Linked DNA regions of Mus musculus: region 2 is linked to region 1. Evidence: chromatin loops called from intact Hi-C (ENCODE). Cell type or tissue: left cerebral cortex. All regions are shown on one strand. Each heading gives the region's core, and the rest is flanking DNA. Links, peaks and the distances in the headings are about the cores only.

What was found. Peaks named below come from ENCODE experiments on the same cell type or tissue, not always from the same donor. Only the 100,000 strongest peaks of a DNase experiment are listed, where the experiment ranks them.
Region 2: a loop joins it to region 1, with 4 times the contacts of the local background. A loop is called at or near these places in 1 of 42 quality-filtered maps.

Annotation. Positions count from the first base shown.
Region 1 is chr5:76,655,092-76,660,408 of GRCm38, forward strand. It overlaps a transcript of Cracd not described here. Among named protein-coding and RNA genes, the nearest start is that of Cep135, 69 kb to the left of the region's middle. In left cerebral cortex, for the core only: a CTCF peak has its summit at 2,610; DNase peaks (open chromatin) are centred at 1,312, 2,599, 3,294 and 3,559; H3K4me3 peaks cover 2,260 bases; H3K27ac peaks cover 1,303 bases.
Region 2 is chr5:76,778,597-76,783,913 of GRCm38, forward strand. It overlaps a transcript of Cracd not described here. Among named protein-coding and RNA genes, the nearest start is that of Gm34369, 3.8 kb to the left of the region's middle. In left cerebral cortex, for the core only: no CTCF peak of the experiment used is centred there; DNase peaks (open chromatin) are centred at 2,679, 3,973, 4,226 and 4,600; H3K27ac peaks cover 774 bases.

The sequences.
Region 1 (5,317 bases), core at 701-4,700:
CCGTGGAATCTCACAACAGTGCCGATGATGGCCCATGCCTGTAACTCCAGCTCTGGGTGGACAGAGAAGGAGCTTGACCCCTGGAGCTTGCAGCCACACAGTCTAGTTGAGCTGATCAACCCCAGGTTCAGTGAGAGACTGTCTCAAAATATAACGTGGAGAAAGATTGAGGAAGATACCCAATGTCTACCCTTGGTACCTCCACATACACAGGTGCATACATGCATGTGAACCCGCACTTATATGTGCACACATGAACACATACAAATACACACAAAAAGATTTTAAAATATCTTTAAGAACTTTATTGATCAGTGACTGACAAACCATATAATTCACCATTATAGTGTGTGATTCAACGGTATCTCAGTAGACCCATAGTTGTGGAACAAATTCCACAATTACATAAACGTCCTCATCATTCCAAATATCCATGCCCTGTTTTCTCTCAGCTCACCTTCCTCACGTGACCTGTGGCTGTTTCAGGAGACTCGCCTATCTGCATACTCGGTATAAGGAGATCTTGCCTTATGTGGTCTTTTATGTCTGGTTTCTTTCTCTTACTGTAATGTTCTCAAGGTTCAGCCCTAATACATACAAGGCTCATGTATGTGTTAATTAGCACTTCATTCCTTCTATTGCAAAAAAAAAAATGTCATTATATCCCTATATAGCTAGCTTGAATATAGCTTTTCCCTTCCATACCTTCACTGTGAAGTTTTTTTTTTCCCTAAGACTCTGATCGATTTAGGTCTTACCTTTATGCTTAACATGTATTTTGAGTTTATTCTTATATAATTCTTTTGTATATATCCCGTTGCCCTTCTATATTTTGTTGGTATGAACTATGGACCAGTACGCTTGAGAAGTCGGAAGAAAGATATTCTGTCACCTGTCACCTTTCCAGCAGGACAGCTTACTATAGAGCCACGTTGAAAGCTTCCATTAGTCTGCAGCCACACCCCCTCAATGGGCAGGATCTGGTCTGAAAGTTCCGTTATTCTAGGGTAAACTTAATAGCTCCATGCTGACTATCCGGTGGACTGAGCTGTTATCGATACGATGTGATAGTCAAAAGCCAAGGCAAATAGCTCAAAAGATAATCAAAGTTTCCTATTAGCTTCCGATTTGAGGTATGATGCATAAAGTCTGGCACTAGAATATTCTAATATGAGCATCAACTCTCTAGATGATTTAATGGCGTATAAGTTGCCATATTTGTCTTACAAAATGAAAAGTCAGTAGAACCCACACTATGTGAATTTGAATTACTATAGAGTGATTCTTGTGCAGTTGGCACAGAGTCAAGAGTATAGTGTGCCAAGAAAAAGATCCCTGTTGTATACTCTGCCCAGATTTCATTTTGAGCTTCTAAAAATTTCTATTGCTACTAAACCAAAGTTAAAGGAACCTTTAACTTAATTCTCTAAAACTCATTATTATTCTTATTTTGAGGAATAGTTTAGGATATATGTAAGCAATGATCAATGAAACAATACACTAATCCCAGCATTTGAGAGGCAGAGGCATATGTATCTCTGTAAGTTCGAGGCCAGCCTGGTCTACAGAATGAGTTTCAGGGCAGCCAGGGCTACACAGAGAAATCCTGTCTGGAAAAACAAAACAAAACAAAACAAAACAAAACAAAACAAAACCAACAAAAACCCAAAACAACAACAACAACAACAAGTTATCCAGAAAAGCCCAGTTAACTAATCCGCTATGCACTGGAACTATCCCGTATCAGTTCTGAATCACGCTTGCCATCAGCATTGAAATTAGTGGTCCTGTTTTGGACACTGGGACCTTTGATTCGTTATAGAGTATATGTTACAGTTGGTTTTCTGCGTCTTTTGTCACAGAAGATTTTTGCTTTAGTAATAAATAAGACGCCTAGATTTTGGTATCTTTGTATTTGCAGCATCAAAAGGCCCGGTAGACTTGAGTTCCAACGCTTCTATTGAAATAGCCATGACAGGAAGTATGGAGCTAAGTCTCATTGCTTCTGACTAACCCACAAAAGGACAAGATAATCTTTCTAAGATATCGAAGTCAATATTTAATTTCATTATGAGTGAGGACAATAATGACCGATGTCACTGTGTTCAAATGCACTGGAACTCAGCAATACAATCGCTAGCTTTTTATATCTCTGGAGGGACATCTTTCCATTTGTGCGACTCAGGAGTCCCAGATCCATTCTGATAGCTTGGACCATGCAGGGTGAAACCTCTTTATGGTCCAGGTCACTCGAGTTACTGTTTTATGCTGGTACCCGGGACCCGGACTACTTCCAGAGAAGGTGGTGACTGACAGTCTTGGATTCTTGCCCCTTGCAAGGTGCGCCTCGACCCTCGCCTTCAGCCTTAGATCTGGCCATTCCTGCAGCGGTGGAGAGGGCACTGGTAAGTCCCACACGGTGTCCTGGGCTAACTCCTGCTTTCGAGTCAGCCCGGGTGCAAAGTGTCCGGCATGCACCAACGGAGCTCGGCGGGCAGCGCGGCGGTGTCCGGGCGGGGCGGGCGAGGGTCCGAGCGGCCAAGGCAAGCGCGGGCGGAGCATGTGACCACGGCGCGCGGGGCTGGGCGCGCAGTGCCGCGCGGTGGTGGCGGCGGGGAGAGCAATGGAGGCCGCGGGCGCTTGAGAGCCGGCCGCGCTGCTGGGGCTGCTGCTGCTGCGGAGGCTCGGCGGGCTGGGACGTTCCCGGGGCGCGCGGCTCTCGCCAATCCCTCTCTCCACGGCGGCGCCCTGCGAAACCGCAGGTGAGCTCTCCTCCGGCGACGGAGGAGAACAGACAATGGGCAGCGGGTGGCTTCTCTCTCTGGCGGGGCCCGAGCGAGACTCCTACCTTGCCCCGGGCGTGGGCTAGCACGGCCGGCGGAGGTCTTTGGGGCGACGACCCCATGCGCGGCGCAGCCCCTCTCTTCTGGATCTGTGCGGGGCGTGCTCATTCGTGGGTCCCTGGGAGGAACCTGCGAGCGGACTGCACCCCGGGAACTTGCCGAGAGCGTGGGACTCGCTCAGCCCCGCGCTCCTTCCCGCGCCTTGTCCGGTTCCCGGGTCCCCAGCGCAGAGCGGGACCTCGCTAACCAGGAGCTGAGACGCGGACACGCTCAGCCGGGTCCCCAGGCTGCATGGCTTTGTTTAACCTCTGCCGAGAGCCGATGCGCACAAACTCTTGTTGCCCCAGTTCTGATGAGCTACCAGTTTGATGGCAGAGGCGAACAAAGGTTTCCCTCCCAGGGCTGGAGCCGGGCACCGCACGCCGCCGGGGCGTGAAATGGGCTCGCCTTATCTTCTTCCATCGCGGCTGTTTCCCTGCAGCTATAACCGCCCTTTCTTGCAGAGCTCTGTGGTGGCGAGATTGGACCTCTAACCCCTTGGATGCAGTGGGTGGGGTACTATGGCTTTAAAAAAAAGAACCGAGTATCAGCCAAGAACAGACATTTGAATTTTATGTTAGATGTTTGCACACTCTCAATGGCTTTCCGAATTGTGGATTTCAAGGGGGAAATGTATATGTGAAGACATTGATTCAGTGTAGGGGGAGGGTGGAGAAAACCTAGTAACTGTGACCATGTGTTGTGAAATTTTAATATGGTTTTACGAATACAGGCCGGGAAACTGATCTGGCACTGGGTGTAGGTGAGGGTGTGTGTGTGTGTGTGTGTGTGTGTGTGTGTGTGTGTGTGATGGGGAGGTGGCAGCAGTGGCAGGGGAGTGGTTAGAATACAAAGGATACGGCAGTTTTAGTAAAAGGTTTTAGTAGATATCCCGTGGCAAATAAGCAATTAATTAAACTGTCAGTTAAATCAATGTTCCCCCGTAAAAATTACCTCCAGTAGTTGTTGAATTATATAATAAGATGGCTAGCGGTCATTTGGCATTGTCTGTGATTCGGGTATCTGAATACAGTGATCGATTTTGAGTAATTTTTAAAGAGTCGACAAAAGGAAGGCACCTTGGCCACCACCTTTATTGCTTGGCTTTTTTTTTCCCCCAGAGAAAACTGCCTATAAGAAAAAAGAAATTCAAGGCCAATTTTAAAAAGAAACATTTGAAAATGTATCTTGAATTGGTTATATGGTTGCATTATGCTAACTCATAAATGTGTGTGGGTGAGGGGTGGGGTCCTGCAATAAAACCTTATTATTTTTTTTTACTATTGTTTACTTAAATTTTACTCCAAAGTTTTTGTTTAGAGTCACCTGTGACAATTGAGAGACTTTCAAGACTTTTCAATATAAACAGAGCACTGAATTTGGAGCCAGGAAGGTAATAGTGCTGACATTAGAGTTAGGTAAAAACAAAACTATATGGTTCTTCATAATCTACAAACACTGTAACAGCAGAAGTTATTACTGCTAGGCGGAAAGCTGCATTTTATGTTTTCTTATTATGCAATTTTGTAGCAATTTTTGTCCGTTTTATGTATGTTTCTATGTGTACTACTCATGTGCGTGTATCGTGTATGTGTGCATGCACCCATCCGTTCACACACGTGTAGCTTCTGGAGGCTAACGGTCTAACGCTCTCCATCATTCTCTTCCTTGTATTTTGAGACAGGGTCTCTTATTGAATTGAACCTGAAGCACATCAATTTGGCTGGATTGGCAGGCCAATGCCCCGCCCCACCAGTACCTCCTTCATATGTCTAGCTTTTACATATGTACTGAGGACCCAAACTCAAGTCCTCATGCTTGTACGGCAGGAGCCCAGTTATTGTCTGCTTTTGCAATCTGTATATCTTTCGCTGTTTTTTGTTTGTTTGTTTTTGTTTTGTTTTGTTTTGTTTTGAGACAGAGTCTCATTTAGCCCTGGCTGGCTTTGAACTCGTTATTTAGCCAAGCACGGCCTTGAACTCCTGATCCTCTTGCTTCCACCTCCAGGATGCTGGGATTGCTGGTGTGTGCCTCTACATCAAGCCACAGTCTGTTTCTGCCAAGGCACAGAGTGGTATTCAGTAGTTAGTGGTGGAACAAGCTAGTGATAAAGAAAATGCAAATGAGTAGAATGCACACAGGTGCAGCTGGCTTACAGTGATGAGTATTTGCTGAAGACCTACTATGTGTCAAGAGCTGCAAAGCATTTCCACATGTGGGTCCATGAAAGCCTAGAGCCTTACTTTTACAGTCATAGTTGATGTGCATATTCATGAAACATGGGGCCTTTCGGGTGGTCTCTGTGATGCCACTCTATAGCTGAATAGGAATAGGAGGACATTTCACTTGTTGAGCATGGTTGTTTTTCACGGGCTCCTTGTGCAGAGGCAGGGCAGATGTTATCATTGTGATTTGTAGGTAAGGAAATCCAGACA
Region 2 (5,317 bases), core at 702-4,701, 120 kb after region 1:
CAAGATTATAATAGTAGTAGTAGTAGTAGTAGTGGTGGTGGTGGTGGTGGTGGTGGTGGTGGTGGTAAAATTAAAACCTTACCTTCTGGTGGTTTCTCAGAACTTTGTGTTACTTTAATAAAAGCTCCTAACTGAAAGTCTCTAGTAGCCATTTACCTCAGTGAAACAGTGGGAAATTTCACCGACCTGAAAAGAAAGTAATTGGCAAATTGGATAAATAGGCAGAAAAATGTTTGCACACCATTCTGTTGTTGAATATGAATTGAAGTGAGCAATGCCGAGCCCGATGTGGACATCATTTCTGGATTATCATGCCAAAGAACAGACAAGTTCCGTAGCCAGCCCGAGCCAAGAGCATAACTATTAATACCCTTTCTGTAAAGGCAAAAACGCAAGGTGGATAACATCCACCTGTCAGAGATTGAAACCTACAACTGAGAGAACAATCAATACTAATTCAGACTTAAGGCTGCACAGCTGGGACTGGACTCAACACAACTCCAGCATTTAATAAAAGAACGGAAATGCTAAAGGCTGAAAAGAGGGCGACGGGAGGGCAGATAGGCATGTCAATCAAACCCTGAAACTTCACGTTATTGAAAGAGGGAGCAGAAGTGTCTGCGGTTGAAGTGGGCAGCGAAGGAAATTACTTCTCCTTTCTCCCTCTTCCTGGCCTAGGCTGGCAGCTGGGGTAGGGGAGGAGAGATGCCTCTTTCTCTCAGCATTCCCTCTGCCCCAGCCTGGAAACAGTCTCCTTGTGCTCCTGAAGAAGTCCCAGCATGGCACAGGTGAAGCCTGCAAATAGTCAAGGTGCATTCAGCACACAGGAGGCAAAGGCTGCGACAGGAGGGGGAGGGAAGGACGTGACAGGGGCGGGGCTGAGCAGAGCTGCAGCAAAGGGCGGACTCCATCTGTACTTGGTCTACCATTTTAACTTCCCTTGCCCTCCCTCAGGAAGGTCAGATGCCAGTCTTCCTCTGATCGGCGGAGGCTTTCTTAGACGTCATCGTTACCCACAATTCAGTCTGTTAAAACTAGGTGCTTTAGATAAAAGAATAGTTGTAAAGGTGAAACTACACAAAAGTACTAGGGAAAGGGCATTAATTAGTACCTAGCATGGTGGGTGCGGGGGATGGGGGGTGGGGGGTGTGTGCATGCGCGCTCACAGGGCAGGGGCAGATGGTTCTAGGAGCTGCAGTCTCCTAAGCCCAGCATTGTTTTTCCCAGAGTCTGTGCTTCCTCTCAGGGTCAGTGTGGCAATCCTATACCAACCTTCAAGCCCTCCTTTTTTCCTTTCCTCTGTGTTGCCAACCTCACTGTTTTAACCCCACCATTCATTTCACCACAATAACAACCACTTTAATTTCTGATGAGCAAGAGGGTAAGAAAGGAAAAGTCACCAAGCACTTCGGGGACTATTTTAGTTGGTACTTGGGAAGTCATTCTATGAGTGACTCTTTGTGATTTATCCAAGTTCACAGGAGGTAGAGTTTGGAATTGCAAAGTTAACTCACCCTGTGCGTCTAGTCTCCACTACCCTGGAGATACTGCCTAAGTCTCTTCTTTCTATGATGGACCCTGGGTCATAAGGTCCTAGCCTTTCCCCACAGACCAGGATTGCCTTGTGATCTGTATCCCCCGGGTGCACTCCATATCAACAAGCCCTGTCCATCACCTCTGGCCCCCTGAGCAGCAATTTCCAATTAGCAAGAGAGGATCCTAACTCCCCCAAGACCTTATGGAACTTACCTACCTTCACCTCTGTCTGGGACTGGTGGCCTTCTACTCTCGTGTACAGAGTGTCCTTTGGCAGTGAGAGAATGGTGTCCTGCCCTGGCAGATGTGGCTTTGTGGCTCATCTCTTGAAGCCTTGGTGTAGTCAGAAAGACTTGCATGGAGACACATCCCAGCTGATATACTTCATGGCCTGGCACTTGATGGGGATAGCAAGTAGGCAAGCTGGACTTCCCCTGCCTTGAACCTTCTTCCTTGTGCAGAAGGCAGCCTGTGTCACTTTCACAGGGCCAGGCTGACAGACCAGTCTGCGCTCCCTACACTGCAGGGCCACAGAGTTCTTTTTTCCTAATAGTTCCCAGGAGGCCATCGAAACCCCTGGATCTGAACCCTTGAAGCACCTGGGCTGCTGTAGTTTGCTGCCTGGTCTTTATCTCCTTGAACCTCTGAGCGTTTCTGGATGCTCATTTATTTTGAAAGTTCCTCTTCTGATATTAAAAATGCCCTATATTAGTCAGGTCTGGAATCTGTCTTCCCTGAAAGAGGTCTCATTCCAAGATGATGCCTGTACCTGTGGGGCGATGGGCTATGCACAAACAGCCTGGTCTCCAGTCGAGCTGAGGTCTTGAACCCTGTGGTACCCGATGGGTGGCGATTTTCACCTATATGGGACATTCCTAGTTAGAACTAAAACCTGACCTTAAATGCAAATGACCTCCACATCACAGTCGGTTTTGGGAATCTTCCAGTTGCCTGTGATACTGTGTTAAGGTGGGTTGCGTGGATGGGAGCAGGACGTATATTGAAATTAGCAAGGGAAGAGTGACATAGCCAGCAGATGGGTTCTGTCTGCCCAGGGCACTGAAGAGAAGAAAACTGTCATCGTCTCTCCTCTAAGTTGAGAGAAACTCCTGCAGTTGCTTTTATCGTCGGTGGCACTGTTAGAGATGTTTTCGTTCCTCCCAGAGATCCGCTCCACTGTAACTAAGCAATACCTTAAATTAGGGGATGGAGTTGGAGCTTTTCACAGTGTTCTGGGAGAAGACGTTTTCGTGATGGAAATAGCACTGGCTGGTAGTGAGGAAAGATAATTGAATTGTGTAGTAGGGTGTATCTTTAGGAGAAAGAAAACAGGTAAACCTGAAAATGATTAAAACAAACCAATAAACAAACAGAAAGCACTATACATAGTCCCATTTAGGAAGGAAGGAAGGGGTAAGACTCTAGATAGAACCAGGCAGCTTCCTCCCTGTGCAACTTTCTGTCTTCGTCCATTTAGATTGCTAAAGGAAGACATCGTAGACTGGTGTCTAGTTTATTTCTCTAGGTTCTGGAGGCTGAGAAGTTAAATATAAGGATGCCGACATATGCCATGTCTAAAAAGAACCCCCTTTCTCACAGAGAAAACTCCTCTGTATTGTATCCTCGCATATTGAAACAGGTGAGGGAATCTTTCTCTGGCCCTTCTTGTAACAGTCCTAATCCCTTTCATGGAGGTTTCATCCACAAAGCTTCACCTTTTAATACCATTATACGAACATAGACTTGGATTGGGATTTGAACCTATGAATTTGGGAGGCACATAAGCATTAAGTCTACTGCAATTACATATATACCTGAGTTAGTGATTATCATTGTGTGTGTGGCGGGGGATGTCTTACTTTCTCTGTCTCTGTGCTCTAGCTTTTCGAAAGAACTGTGAGCTCTTGAGAAACAAATCTATATCAGCCCCTCTGTATTCATCTCTAGCATAGCATCTTACGTATACAAGGCGCACAGTAGGCGTCTGTTGCTTCGTCGAATCCACGGATGCGAGTCCAGCTGGCTGTTGAGATCGTTACCCTTCAAAGAGTTCGCTCACTGCATAAACATTGCTATCTTCAATTTATCTGTGGGATGCCGAGGTTGAGGGGGGCTGAGTAGGTTCTGTCGCTCCTCCTGTGGTGCTAAATGCATTATTGATTAGCAAGGGAGTTGACCAGCATAACTGGCCATGGGATCTCTTCTTCTCTCGTCTTTGTGCTATCTAGCAGAAGTGAGACGGTCTCCAAGCTTCCTCGGAGCTGCGTGATAAACAGCTGCTGGGTAAATGAATATGCTCTTATAGATGAGACCAAATCAAGGGACCGGGCTTGGCCATCCTGGCAGGAGCCGCCTTGGTTTGGCCTCAGCTCCTCCCTTGCTTCTCTGGAGCTGTGGGTGAGTCATGGCAACCTGGCTGGCCCTCCTCTTCCACCACATCTTGTCCTCTAGCGCCTGAACACAAAGCCTAGCTGTTGGTGGCAAGGGGCTCCTCTCCCCTGCTGACTAAGGAGCCTCCCCTCTTCCCTCTGTCAGATTTCCTGCTGAGGTAAGTGATGTGGCTTTCTTGCCTTACCTTCTGCCTTCATTCCCTTTCCGTATATGTCTGCCTTGTAAACGTGGCGAGTAAAATGCTATAATTACAGCCCTCTTTGGCAGCTCTGTAATCTAATTGTAATTCAATCTGACCATCTTTTTAAGACAATGCTGTGTATGGAAGAAGCAGCTGTTCCAATCTCATCTGCTAAACTGACAAGAATCAGCTGGAATCAGCCCCAGCGACTATGGGAACTGGCAGCCTATTCAAGACCTAACAACAGAGAACTGTGTGTGTGTGTGTGTGTGTGTGTGTGTGTGTGTAATGTATAAGCCCATGTGTGTGTACTTTCTATACCCTAGCTTGGCAAAAGAGTACTGGGAGAGAATTGTCATTTAAATTGGCTTTTTACATGAACAAGAAAAGGATTCTGAAGTGAATGGGCTCTGTACATGTATTTTCTGCAGTAAGCAAGACCATTTTTTTTTCTTTTAACGGAGGCCACAGTTCCTCTTAACTAGGAGTGGGTTGCTGGCACTGCTGGCTGGAGGCGACTGGAGACTTAATCCATTGTGCTAGTTTTCTAGGGTGCTGTAACTTAAGTACCACACACTGGGCAGCTTCAGCAGAAGCCGGCTGTCTCTCAATTCGGAGGCAAGAAGGGTGAAAATCGAGGTGTCTGAAGCATTAATCCCTTCAGAGTTCTGTGAGGGAGACTCGGCCTCCTAATCGTCTTCTGGCAGCAGCAGGTGTTCTTGGCTCGTACATGATGCTCTAGAGCCTTAGGTGCTCACATTATCTTCCTCTATTTGTGCCTGAGTTCAAATTCCGTCTTTTTATAAGGGCATCGGTTATATTGGATTACAGCCTACCCGAATGACCACATTTTAACTTGATAGATGTTATAATGACCCTGTCTCCATATAAAGTCACAAGCAAGTTTAAATGTGCAGAGTCCAATACATCTTTTTGCTGGGCTTAAGGGAGACACAGGTCAACCCCATGACTGGTATTCATTTGAATATTCAAGACTTTTCTTCTTATAACAGCCAACAATAAGTTGTGCCCTATAAAGCTTTTGGATGAAAATGCATGTGGAATCTCAAGAACATTTCATAATGGTATTGTCCCTTTCATTTATTTTGGGCTATAATGCAGAACAATGAATCTTCCACCCTGGCTGGTACTTGGCCAAGTTGTTGCAGTGGAGCCTGGCCTACCTTTTAACCTTGATTGCCCTGAATC